Linked DNA regions of Homo sapiens: region 1 is linked to region 2. A link is a contact called in ENCODE Hi-C or POLR2A ChIA-PET data. All regions are on one chromosome and are shown on one strand. Each heading gives the region's core, a stretch centred on a gene start or an enhancer-like site at or near the end of the contact. The rest is flanking DNA. Distances are from core to core; before and after follow the strand shown.

Evidence for each region. A loop is a pair of places that touch in the nucleus more often than their neighbours do. ChIA-PET counts read pairs that join two places held with the same protein, here RNA polymerase II (POLR2A). Pooled maps may share reads with other maps.
Region 1: a loop to region 2 is called in a pooled map, with 4 times the contacts of the local background. The contact joins two enhancer-like sites. A Hi-C loop is called at or near these places in 2 of 50 pooled maps. POLR2A ChIA-PET finds 5 or more read pairs at or near these places in 3 of 52 experiments (PC-9, WTC11 and activated T-cell).

Annotation. Positions count from the first base shown.
Region 1 is chr21:35,506,817-35,512,867 of GRCh38, forward strand. All of the region lies in intron 1 of LOC100506403 (a long non-coding RNA gene), which reads right to left. Among named protein-coding and RNA genes, the nearest start is that of MIR802, 210 kb to the right of the region's middle. RefSeq lists enhancers at 1-128, 1,372-1,892. Within about 2 kb of position 1,760, at least 5 of the 41 ENCODE cell types and tissues checked have a DNase peak (open chromatin) inside an H3K27ac peak, as active enhancers do.
Region 2 is chr21:34,863,359-34,869,354 of GRCh38, forward strand. The region is part of intron 5 of RUNX1 (RUNX family transcription factor 1); the gene reads right to left. The region is part of intron 1 of RUNX1-AS1 (RUNX1 antisense RNA 1); the gene reads left to right. Among named protein-coding and RNA genes, the nearest start is that of RUNX1-AS1, 30 kb to the left of the region's middle. RefSeq lists enhancers at 1,942-3,141, 2,412-2,581, 2,622-2,901, 3,882-4,549, 4,550-5,215. Within about 2 kb of position 2,298, at least 17 of the 41 ENCODE cell types and tissues checked have a DNase peak (open chromatin) inside an H3K27ac peak, as active enhancers do.

The DNA.
Region 1 (6,051 bases), core at 510-3,009, 640 kb after region 2:
TTTGGTGAAAAATGATGGATCAAGGCTTCATCCTAGCTTGAGATCATTTTTGGATGCTTTTGCTGTTTTGACACCGGTATGTACAGCTGGATCCAAGGAGATACCACCCTTATATAGTTTCACTGCAGCCCACACTTGGTTTTGATTAATTTATTAACCCAAGATGCCCCTGGGGAGAGGGGGGTTACGGGAAACACCTTGAATTCTTTTGTTTTAACATTTCAGCATTGCTATTCATAGAAACTACCAAGCCTTTAAATCCCCTATCTGTTCTTGCCAGCAAAGTAAAATATGTTTTTAAGTGTTTGAAAACAAGGGAGAGTAAATGTGTTTTAAATGTATCACACACACACACACACACACACACACACACACACACACACACACACACTTTTGCCCATTATTGTTCCTGGTCACTTCTTACATCCAGAGGCTGAGAACTTAGACCTGCCCTCTGACCTCCTAAATTATCAGAGGTGAAACTCCCTTTTAAGCAAGATCTATATCTTGGAGAGTTTCCTCTCCCTCCTTGCATTCCCCAGGCCCATCTTTTCTACAAAGTGCTAGAGTGTCAGTTTTATGGGATGTTGAAACCTTCCCAGTATAAATTCTACCCGCATTATTCTTTTCAGGAAGGCTCTACAAACATTTAATAATAAAAGTGAAGTGGGTGCGACTCTTAGTTAATAAATACCTCATCTTGTGGGAAACATGAAGCCTTGAGCATAAAACCAGAGCTATCTTTTCATCTGGGCCTGTCCATCATCACAGTGCCCAAGTGCTTAATTTAAACTGCCACTTCGCCAAAAACCCAACTGGGCAGAGGATGCACTGTTCATGCCAACCACCGTAAGGCCAAATTATTCTATTTCTAGCAACAATCACCTTCCTCAGGAATCTATAATTTTCAGCTTATGATAAACCTTCAATACTTTGGATTTCCCGGGGGAAAGTCAATATTAAATTAGAAGGTAATTATATAGCATTTTGCATACAGGCTACATTTTTATAGTTACATAAATGCATACTTTATTCAAAGAGGTGTTAACCATATGTGTCCCAATTCAGTTTCTAACAAATTTCCTTTCACAAAAAAGATAAGAACTTATAATGGTCACGTAATACAGATAGGTTGTTTTAAGAGGTATGAGAAATTAAGTTGAACATCTTCTGGATATGTGCCTGATTTTGTTTGCCCAAGTCTTACCCTTTGAGCAGATGATGCAAACTATATATTAGTGACTTAGGAAATAATAGTATTTTATTATAAAATTAATAATTGGTCAGAAAGGAAACATCTGCCAATATCATTCTCCTTCAATGTCCTTCAATTCTGAAAAAATAACTCAGATGACATTTTTATTAATACTTAAAAACTGATACTTAAAAAATTCTTAAAAAAACATAATTACAGTCTGAAATATAATAGATTCTCAAAGAAAAGTACACATTCTCCTTTCCTCTTCATTTAGCATCTGTTGTTGGCCAAACAACAGATGACGCCTTGCCTTCAGGGTAAAAATCTAATTTGCATGTAGGCGCTTGAATGAAATTAAGCTCCACAAGGTGTGAATAACAAGGGGTGGCCTGCTCTAGTGACAACAGGCAGCTCTTCTCAAACAAGGACGTTGAAAGCTTGTTAGTGCTAACTGAACTACTTTGCAGCGTATATCCCCATCTGGAGGCCGACATCAAATTTGAGAGTCACAAAGAAACACAAAGGTCATTGTGGCAAACCAGGGCCGTGGCATTGCACAATTCTAGCCAGAGGCCAGACTCCTCAAAGTCTAGATGAATGGTGCCCCCTGGAGCTGTGCAGTGCACAACGTGTGCATCTGGATAGGTCAGTCCTGAGGCCAGCCGACTCATTTTATAAGGCAAGAAACTGCAGCCCAAAGAATATATATGCCTGGTTGGAAGTTAAGCAATGAGGCACATTTCAACTCAATATGAAGAAAACATTTTTGAAACAGGAAGCTGTCAAAGATGATGTTGGTTGACTCAGGAGGTAGTGAGGACCAGTTACAGGACATTTGCAAGCCTAGGCTGCTCTACCATCTGGTATGGACTTTCAGAGGGGGCTTGAAATTAAGGTGTGGGTAGGGGCTGGCCTCCATAGCTGTTAAGGTTTTTCCCAACCCTCAACTAAGGAATCCATTGTTCAAACACAAGTCTTCAGGCTACTGAGCACCAATCAAGGTATGGGGACCCTGAAAGGCAATAGAAATCAAAAGATCTATTTTGAGAGGGCTCTAACTTAACAACAGGAGGCAGCAACATCAGTGACTTTCTCAGCTGCTACAAAAAGTAAACCATCGTCAGACACAATTTTCCCATTCTCCCCCCTGCACTTGCGTCATACCCAACTTCCCCTTCCCCTCAACACTGCAGAACTTACTGATAACTAAGCCATGTCTACCCCTCTAGGAGTAGTTCAAGAGTCCTGGTAAAGACCTAACAGGAAGTAGAAATTACATATGAGCAGCATGTGTGTGTGCATGTGTATGTGCACATGCATGTGTGTGGTATGTATGTACACGTGTGTGTGTGTGCATGCACACACTGCATGGGTGTATTTCCTTAAGCCTGCTTTACAAAATCAAAAAGTACTTCCAGCATCCATATTAAGGCTGTCTCCAGCACTGCATGCCATTGACATGCTGTAAGTCACATAGAGGATGAAACCAGGGTTGGGCAGTCAAGAAGGGGCATTTGTAAGGGCTGGTGGCATGACGGCTCCCATCTGTTCTCTCACTTTCTTCAGAAGTGAAAAATTAGCCCTGGATGGTGTTTTATGAGATACTGAAACTAGAATTCCCTTAACCGCATTCATAAAACTCAAAAGGCAGGGTAGCAATTAGAAAGGTCATGGTTTTTTGGATCTTCAGTCCTGAGTTCCAATCCAACCTCTGCCACCTTGTACTGTGAAACATCGCCGAGTCCAATTAAAGTTTCTGAGCATGGATTTCCTCATCGATAGAACAGAGAAAATACCTTCTGCTGCACAGGGTTGTTGTGAGAATGAATGAGATAACACAAAAGAAACTGTGCCTGGTACCTTAGAAAGACACAGATGCAGGTGGTCATATTTCAAACCCACAATTCCTTCTTCCTGATGTCAAAGCAAACATGAGCAGAAAGAGTTGTACATGAAGAGGCATGGCTCTCTCTTTAGTAATTTTCAGCTTATGATAAATCTCCAATACTTTGGATTTCCCGGGGAAAAGTCCATATTAAATTAGAAGGTAGTTACCTGGCATTCTGCATAAAGCCTGCATTTTTATAGTTGCATAAATGCATACTTTATTCGAAGAGGTATTAACCATATGTGTCCCAATTCAGTTTCTAAACTACATTCGGTCTGTCGTGGCACTAGTCCAATAGCATTCCCAGGACTTGTTCATGAGCCAGCTTCACTCAGGCAAGGCTTTTCCATGTTTTGGTTGCCCCCTTTGAACAAAGCAGTCAACTTAGTTACATTATTAATGAAAATATCTGCACTTTTCCCCAAATATCAAACTGTGTGGTTCTTCTGAGATGCACACTGAAGAAATGAAGCAAATTCCTAGGTAATTCAAGCACAAACTGAATGGAATCCTCAAATTTCAGGCAAAGGGAACACCTTAGCATGAATCACATAAAGTAGAACCTTGCAAGTGTAGACAGGCTTATGGCATCCTATGCCACCTATGTGAAGTAGGAAATGCAAAAGGAGACGAAAGCCATCACCCCAGAGAAGCAGCTCATTCACAGTACAACGATGAACTCCAAAGCCAAATGAAATAGCATTCCTAAGCTTCCCATGACACAAGATTTCCTATCATATTCCTTTGAGTACCAATGAGGTAAATTCTCCAGGAGAATAAAAGATGCAGGGGTTTGTGGAATGTGCTATCCAGCAGTCCCACCCAGGGGCACTGGGACAGGACCCACAATGGGGCTGTCAGGCAAGCTCTCTGTCTGTCCAGAAAACAGGACCTCGGTGAGCATGGTTTTGGGGAATGATGTAGATGGTATAAATATCAACCAAGTCACATGACATCACTCCTCCCAGATCATTCTACTCCTCTCTCAGCACCCTGGCCTGTAGAGAAAGAAGAAAGAGTCGCAGGAGGAATGAGAATGTATGACAACTTTGAGGACAAGGAAAAAATACCCCAAATAAATGTATGATTGCATGTGGCCAAAAAAGAACAAAAATGTTGAGAAGGTTTTGTCATGCATGGTAGGTAGGTTCCATTCATTTACCAGGGCAGGAAAAATGTAAGTCTCTATGATCCCCAGGAATGCTGCTTCTGAATTGAGCCCCTGGGAAATTTTCTGAAAGTGCTCCAGCACGTTGTTTCTCGATCAACTTAGTACGCCCAGTGGTGGTCTCTTTACCTCCCCCAGGAGATCTACAAAGAATAGATAATAGCAATGTTTCACCCTGCCTCGTACCAGATGTGTGGCTGCAGGAAATTTGCATGATCTACCTAAGTCTTAGTTTTTCACGTTTGTAAAGTGGGACTGATAATACTTACTTCAGGGCACAGTTGTTGATTGATAGAGGGTGTGGGTGGGCTTGGCCTCCAGAGTATGTCATATATAAATCAGTCTTCATTTAGGGGATTTTTTTCTCCAGGATCAACTTTACTCTGTAATTCTCTTTGCTGTTGTCACCCTGCCCCACCCAGTCCGCCCAATTCTGCAAATAATAGACTTTCTTTTTCTGACTCATGATAGAAAACTTGAGACATACAGGAAACTATGAAGAAGAAAACAAAAACCTATACTCCCACAATCCAAAGGAAACACCAGTAAAATTTTCTTAGGTATACTTCCAGTCTAAAAAAAATTTTACAGCTAAGCTCCCATTATTGATATAACTTTTAGGTTCTTTTCTTTTCCTATCATTTTATTATGACAGTTTTCTCTTGTCACTATAACTTTTGTTTGTAATGTTATCTGCGGTTTTTGTGTGTGTGATTATAAAAATGATATACTTTGCCTGGAGGTCTTCTTGTTTCATGACAAGTAATGAAGCACCTATAATTGCCCAAACCCATGATGGCCAAGAGGAAGGGCCAGCTCCCAGGATAGGAACAATTATAAAATGGGACTTGGGAAAACCTTTCTTGGTGAAGCCACGTGGCAAGTGTTTTAAGGGCTACATAAATGCAATCAGCAAAGACGCACCATCTGAGTTCCCACACCAGCTCTGAGATGGGGCATGAATATAGACCTGTGGGTCATTGAGCCCTTGCTACAAAAAAAAAAAAAAAAAGAGAGAGAGCGAGCTCTGGAAAAGCCATGTAGCCCACTAGGAAGCTGAAATGCCTGAAGTATAGCTAAAATGCAGTATTCCTGGTGTGCTTATGGTAGGTATGGTTCTGTTATACAGGAAAAAGTATAATTTTAAGGAAAAGATGAAAGGAAAGCAAAGAACATGATCTGCAAGGGCTAGAAGTCTTCTGAATAAATAAGGACTTTAGAAACAGCCAATGGGATAAAATATTCAGAATGTAGAAAATAATAGTCATGACCAAATTATTTCAGGATAATCCCTGAAAAAAGGATGTATTTTCAATTGTATTTTTCTATACACATTTTAATAAAAGTTGAATCATAAAGCTTATCCAACTCTACTCCTGCTTTTGATTTTGCATGTGACTACAAATTTCTTACTCACTCCATTAAAATGACTGCAAAATATTCCAGCAAGAGGATGTACCAGAATTTATGTCATTGTGTGTATGGTTGTTGCATAATTATAAACATCTCAGTAATAAATATCTATGCTGACAGCTTGGTTTTAGCTTCTTGTTATTATACTTCCAAGGAATAGATACCTAGTAGGGGAACTCTGAGTGAAGAGTATCAACTTTTTTATAAGATTTTTACTATGCAAGACCATTTACGTTTCAGAAAAATCATTTCAATTTCCACCTCCCTTAGCAATGACAGAGCAAGTCTACGTGGGCACACCCTTGCTAACAATGGCTTAACCAGGATGGATCTTTGCTAGTTTGATGTACAAAATGCCATTATGGTTTAAATTTGCATTCTTTT
Region 2 (5,996 bases), core at 1,048-3,547:
TACTCAACCTGGGTTATAGCTCAAAAGCATTTTCTTACTGAGCTGCGTTTGGGCCTCTGGCAGTTGAGCACTCATGACACCCCATCTGGTAAACCACAGACTAACCTATATAATCAGGAGTAAAACTTAATCAAAGTGATAATTTGTGAAATGAATGGTCATTATCTGAATTCTCATTATTTCATGCCCATCTTTTTTTTTTTTTTTTTTTTTTGAGATGGAGTCTTGCACTGTCTCCTGGGCTGGAGTGCAATGGCGTGATCTCGGCTCACTGCAACCTCTGCCTCCCGGGTTCAAGCGATTCTCCTGCCTCAGCCTCCCGAGTAGCTGGGATTACATGTGCATACCACCACACCCAGCTAATTTTTTGTATTTTTAGTAGAGATGGGGTTTCACTATGTCAGCCATGCTGGTCTCGAACTCCTGACATTGTGATCCGCCCACCTTGGCCTCCCAATCATGCCCTTCATTTTAAGCACAGTCACAAGACATTTCCACCGAGCACACACTAGTAGGTGGGGCGTTTTGGCCAGTCATGTGGTTCTCCCTCACAAAGGGCTCTTGTTTACAGCTTTGGGTACAAGGACATTTGCTTATTATCTTACAGACACAGTGATGACTTCTTCACAGGTGTAGGTGACATTTTTCCACAGCACGAAAACTGCCTTACACGTCCTTTGTATTCTTCCAATGAGACCCAGCAGAGCCTTGATACTGGGCTGCAGTCAGCAACGGGCGCACCTGACAGGAGCCACATGCTCTGCCCTCCACGTGGCCCTGCCCTCTCTGTGGCCCCACCCCATGGCGGCTGGGACACAGCCCTTCTTGGCCAGCATCTGCAGAAGTAGGATCTGTGCCTCGGGGCACACGTGTTATGAGCCAAATTCCCTCATTGAAATGACCTATAGGCCTGGTATTTTAAGTACATGGGTGTGGAGCACAAAAGACTCTCAAGTGTTTCTCCCAGCGAGCTGCAGCCGGAATAGTGAGAAATCACAGGAGAGCAAGGGAGGGCAGGTTGGCTAAATAGCAACGGCCCCAAAATGGGCTTTTCAGGACCCAGTGCAGGGGTGGAAGGATGGGGCTGCTGCCGAGAGGGCCGGTGTTTCTGTTGGCAGCCTGGAGGATCCAAGGCTCCCTGAAGCACTCACTGGCCTTGGTCTGGTGAGGCCAGCAGAGGCTTTGGTCAGTGCACAGATGGCCCCAGCACTGATCCTGTGTGTGCTGCTGGAAGTCGGCAGCTCTTGGTTCCAGAGGGGGCCACCACGGGGTCACAGGGTGGCCTGCATGGAAGGAAGCCAAGGAAAGGGGTAAACAAGGGGTAAACACCAAGTCCTTCCTCCTGCTCACTGAACCCTGACCACCACAGCAGCATCAGTTCCAGCCAGGGCTTGGGTTCCAGGAGGACCATTAGAAGACCATTAGAAGCACCAAACGACACTCATACTGAATAAGAAGGTGAGAACAAAAAACAACAGGGCAGATGAGGTTTGTCTTGATGTAGGCTTGGAAGCAGTGAGAGAGAAGAATTCCATATAAAATCCCATGAAGGTGGAAACACAGTGGTGATTCATTCAGTGTGGACTCTCAAGGCAACCTACTTAGGTTCAAAACCTCGCTCTGCCACTTGCTAGCTGTGTGACCTCAGGCAAGTTACTTGACCTCTCTGGGGCCTCAGCTTTGTCATCTGTAAAAGGGGGTTAATAACAGTCATTCCATCTCGTAGCATTGTTCTGCAGGTTAAATGGAATGCTGAATATACAAGCAGAGCACAGGGAAAGGTCTCAGTAAATGTCAGTGGAATGATCATTAAAGACATGATAAAGGTGATTCCACAAAGACCAGAGCTGTGACAGATCCCGTAAGAAGGAGCTGGGGATGAAGTAGGCACTGACGTCTGACATGAGGAGGGGTTTTGTGCGTGTGTGTGTGTGTGTGTGTGTGTGTGTGTGTGTGTGTGTGTGTGTTCAGCAGGTGATGGGGCTGCTACCAGGCCTAAACGCAACTTGAACTTCAAGTTCAAGTTCACTCCTGCCCCGCCAGCTGGCGACCTTTGTAAGGCACAACTGTGAGTGGCTGATATGCTATGTAAACAAGCCAGGCCAGTGCTCCTCACTGCAACATGTGTTGTCTCCCTCGACGCCAGTGTGTCCATCCAAATGCCAGGGCAAAATACTAACTGCTTTATTTAGTTGGGAAGAAGGTCAAGGGGTGAGTCTTCCTGGACACTCGCTGCCATGACACACTCCCCAGGGCCAGTCAGCGGGGAGGCCCCAGGTCTAGGCTTGATTAGTCTTGACGTTGGCGGCCCTGGGGCTGGTGAACTCTGACAGCCAATTGTGGTCAAATAAAGCCACGGCTGGAACCTGCAGTTCCGCATGGCCCAGCGCACTCTCCACTTCCTCACCACATCTGGGAAGTGGCTAAACCTCAGGATTGCTTCAAATGTGCACACTGCTCCCCAAAGAGCTGAGGGTGGCAAGGAGATTACAAAGCAAAAAGACATGCAGCTCGGGGTCATTTCTTGCCTAGGTGTGAAGAACATATTTAAAAGTGCATCCAGGCCACATCAGAGCAGAATCCTCCTATAACACCCCGTGTCTGACGGGCGAGCCCCGACTCCTGTTGTGACTCGGCCTCCTCAGGTCTAGTTTGCAGGTATCCCCGGTCTACCTGAGTTGGCTCTGCAGCAGACTCTGTTCCTGTCACTCTCCTTAGTGTAGGTCTGTAAGCATGAGTCATCTTCTTCTTTTGGGGACAGTTTCAGGGGATGTGAAACTTGCCCTTTGTCACGCAAAGGAAGGCTGCAGACACAAAGGAGCCGTCTGCCCTGGGGGCTCAGAGTCCTTAGGAAACACAATCGCAACATTTTTCACTCTTGTGTTTGTCTGCAGGAAAGCCAGTTGTGCCCAGAGTCTTGAAACGCCCAAAGAGTGAGAAAGGAAAAATAAAAGAAAAACATCGCAGCTTTTAAAAACCAAGAGAGTCAGTGAAGGCTCAGGTTCTGCTCTTTGCAAATTCAGGAAATCCCACAAGATCCTGAAAGGTTGCAGGGAGATTTCTCCTTTTACAATAGATGGCTTTGGGTCTAATTTTAATTGCGGATAACTAAGTATAAAAATTAACGTACCCTCGGATTCCAGGAGTAGTCTGCATTTGGAGTATTTTTTATGAAGTATTTTTAATTTTGATTTCTCACTTTTCCACTGGAACAACCTAACAGCCAAAATTCATGCTTATGCTCCTCTTCCATTTCCTTACCCAAACATTTGCCACTATTTTTGACAGTGGAGTTGTATAATTAATTTATTTGGGGATTTCTGGACGGGATACAAATCCTTCAACTTGCACATAATTTCCTGATTCTCCATGCTGAATTGAATTAAGATGTCGGCGTACTGTATATACTTGTGTGCAAAGTGCCTGTATTTGCAGATTGCTTGATCCAATCGCACTCACATCACACATGCAAAATGCAGACTTGAGGCCTAAGCTACTGGCACCAGGACTACCCTCAAAAGTCAGACTGAAAATCAGGTCCTTAGAATATAGAACTCAGTTTTCCATGGAAATGGCATTTGTTTGGAATTATGGATTGTTTGAAAAATAGCTGTTTTACTTGGAGAAAACCGAAGACATGCAAAGCATTTTCTCTGGAGATGTTCTATGAAAATGAGTTGTTTGAGGACAGGGACAGAATTTTATTCATCTTTGTATCTTCTATTCTGAGGCAATAAAGAAAAGTTTGATAAATGAGGCCAGGCATGGTGGCACATGCCTGTAATCCCAGCACTTTGGGAGGCCAAGACGGGAGGATCACTAGAGCTCAGGAGTTCAAGACCAGTCTGGGCAGCTTGGTGAAACCCCATTGCTACCAAAAATATAAAAAATAAAATAAAATAAAATAAAAATAAAAAATAAAATAAAATAAATTAGCTGGGCATGGTGGCACACATTTGCAGTCCCAGCTACTTGGGAGGCTGAGGCACAAGAATCACTTGAACCCAGGAGGCGGAGGTTGCAGTGAGCCGAGATCACGCCACTGCACTCCAGCCTGGGTGACAGAGTAAGACCCTGTCTCTAAAAATCAATGAATCACTCTGCAAACTTTCAGTTTGACAGCCAGTCCTTTACAACGTCGAATTTCACTTGGAAGGCATAGCTTGCTTTTTCCAAGGCACAGGTATGCTGGGCTCAACTGCAGGCAGGGGAAAAGCTCAGGTTTGCAAAAGGAGTGGAGGGGCGGGCCTCTTTATTTGGCAGAATATCACCTATCCCACAAAACACCATGATGTTCTCATGCAATCTTGCATTTCCTTTCCTGAGATTTCATTTTCCCTTTCTAATCTTCCTTTTCCTTTTGATACCACAGTTCCCTAGGATCTCAGCTGGGGAACCAAGTTTTAACCAAAACACCCCAAAACCCTGAATTCGCAGCCCCCTGGAGACCAAGGCCACACCTGCTGCCCTGTGCTTCCCCCAAGGACAGCCACCAGATTTACCAGTCTTCACTCATCCATCAGGCTGTGTGTTTGGGCTGGGGTCACACAGGGCAAGTGACCAAAGTGACCTCCTGGGCCTGGCCTCCTCCTGATTCCGATAGTGCCCCTAGCCGGGTGCCTCAAACACACAGCCCAAGGCCACACAGAGCTGCAGCTGGGAGGCCTGAGGCATGGACATTCTTCAGGGAAGGAAGGCTTGGGGGGCGTCAGCTCCTGCTCACCAGCCTTGCAGCACTTGCCACTGCAGGTAGGAAGAAAGGCAGGTGAGTGTGGAGGTAGAGAGGGAAGAGAGGGAAGCTTGAGGCAAGCTTGAGGAGGGAGCTGACTTCTAGGTACAGTGCCATCTACCAAATGGGGTCCTTGCAAGCTGGATATACACATGCCTGGCGCTGCTTGAAAGGAGAAAGGAGAGCTTTCAGTCTCTGGATGGGTCTCTAAGCTCCCCACGCACCCTCCAAATGTCCTTTCCATTCTTTAAACTGTAAGCCAAGTATCTTTCCACAATTTGTATCTGGAGTTAGTTATAAGTGGTTCTCCATTTCATTAGGATCAGACCAAATTCCCAACGTGGATGTTAAGGCAATCCCCGCCCTATCTCTCTGTAAGGCTCCCCGCCATCACTCCCCAACCACCGCCACTGGAGCATCTCTCAGCTCCCAACAGGCCAGGTGCTCCTTCCTCACTCTGCTTTCTCTGCTGGGACATGATTCTTCATGCCTCCACCGGGTTAGTCTCCTTGTCACCTGCAGGTCTCAAGTGAATGACAAGTGGTCCAGGGAGACCCTCTGAACCTTCACCAGGTTCTGTACCTCTGAGCCTTGGCTCCCGCCACACCCATCTATCATGTGTTATCTACTCACAACAGGGATGGCCTACTTAATTGCCATGTTCCTTACTAGCCCCCAAGGCTGTGGGTTCTCTTTGGCTGACCGTCGTATTTCTCATGCTAGCCCAGTTCCTGGCACACAGTAGGTGCACAATGTATATCTGATAAATGAATGAATGAAAGAAATGCCCTTAGTAAATGACCTTGGGGGGTGGGGCAGAGGGAGAGTTCTAATAAAACAGGAATAGGTACTATATTTCCATCACAGGGTCAATGCCCAATAAAAGTTTGTAATTATATTATTATTACATAGGCTTTTACTTGTGAATACTTATGGAATGCCTGCTGTTATCTCATGCACTCTCATTTTAGTAGGCCCTTAGCAGGACCAAGGAATATAAATTCCTTGCCATCGAGGAGTGGGCCCTGAAAAACAGCATCATTCCCAACTTTTCAAATTCAGCAAGACCCATGCTGCCTCTGGCTTGCTCTCTCCCCTCCTCCCTCAGGGATTCTCGCTGTAGAAGGAAGAACATCATCAAGAGGGGCCCTAGCTCTTCTTCCTAAGTATAGTTACATACACACCATCTCGCTTTTATCATCCTAACATAGATGATATAAGTCATAGATGAAAGGCACTCTTAAACCTATTGAACACAGATGGGGAG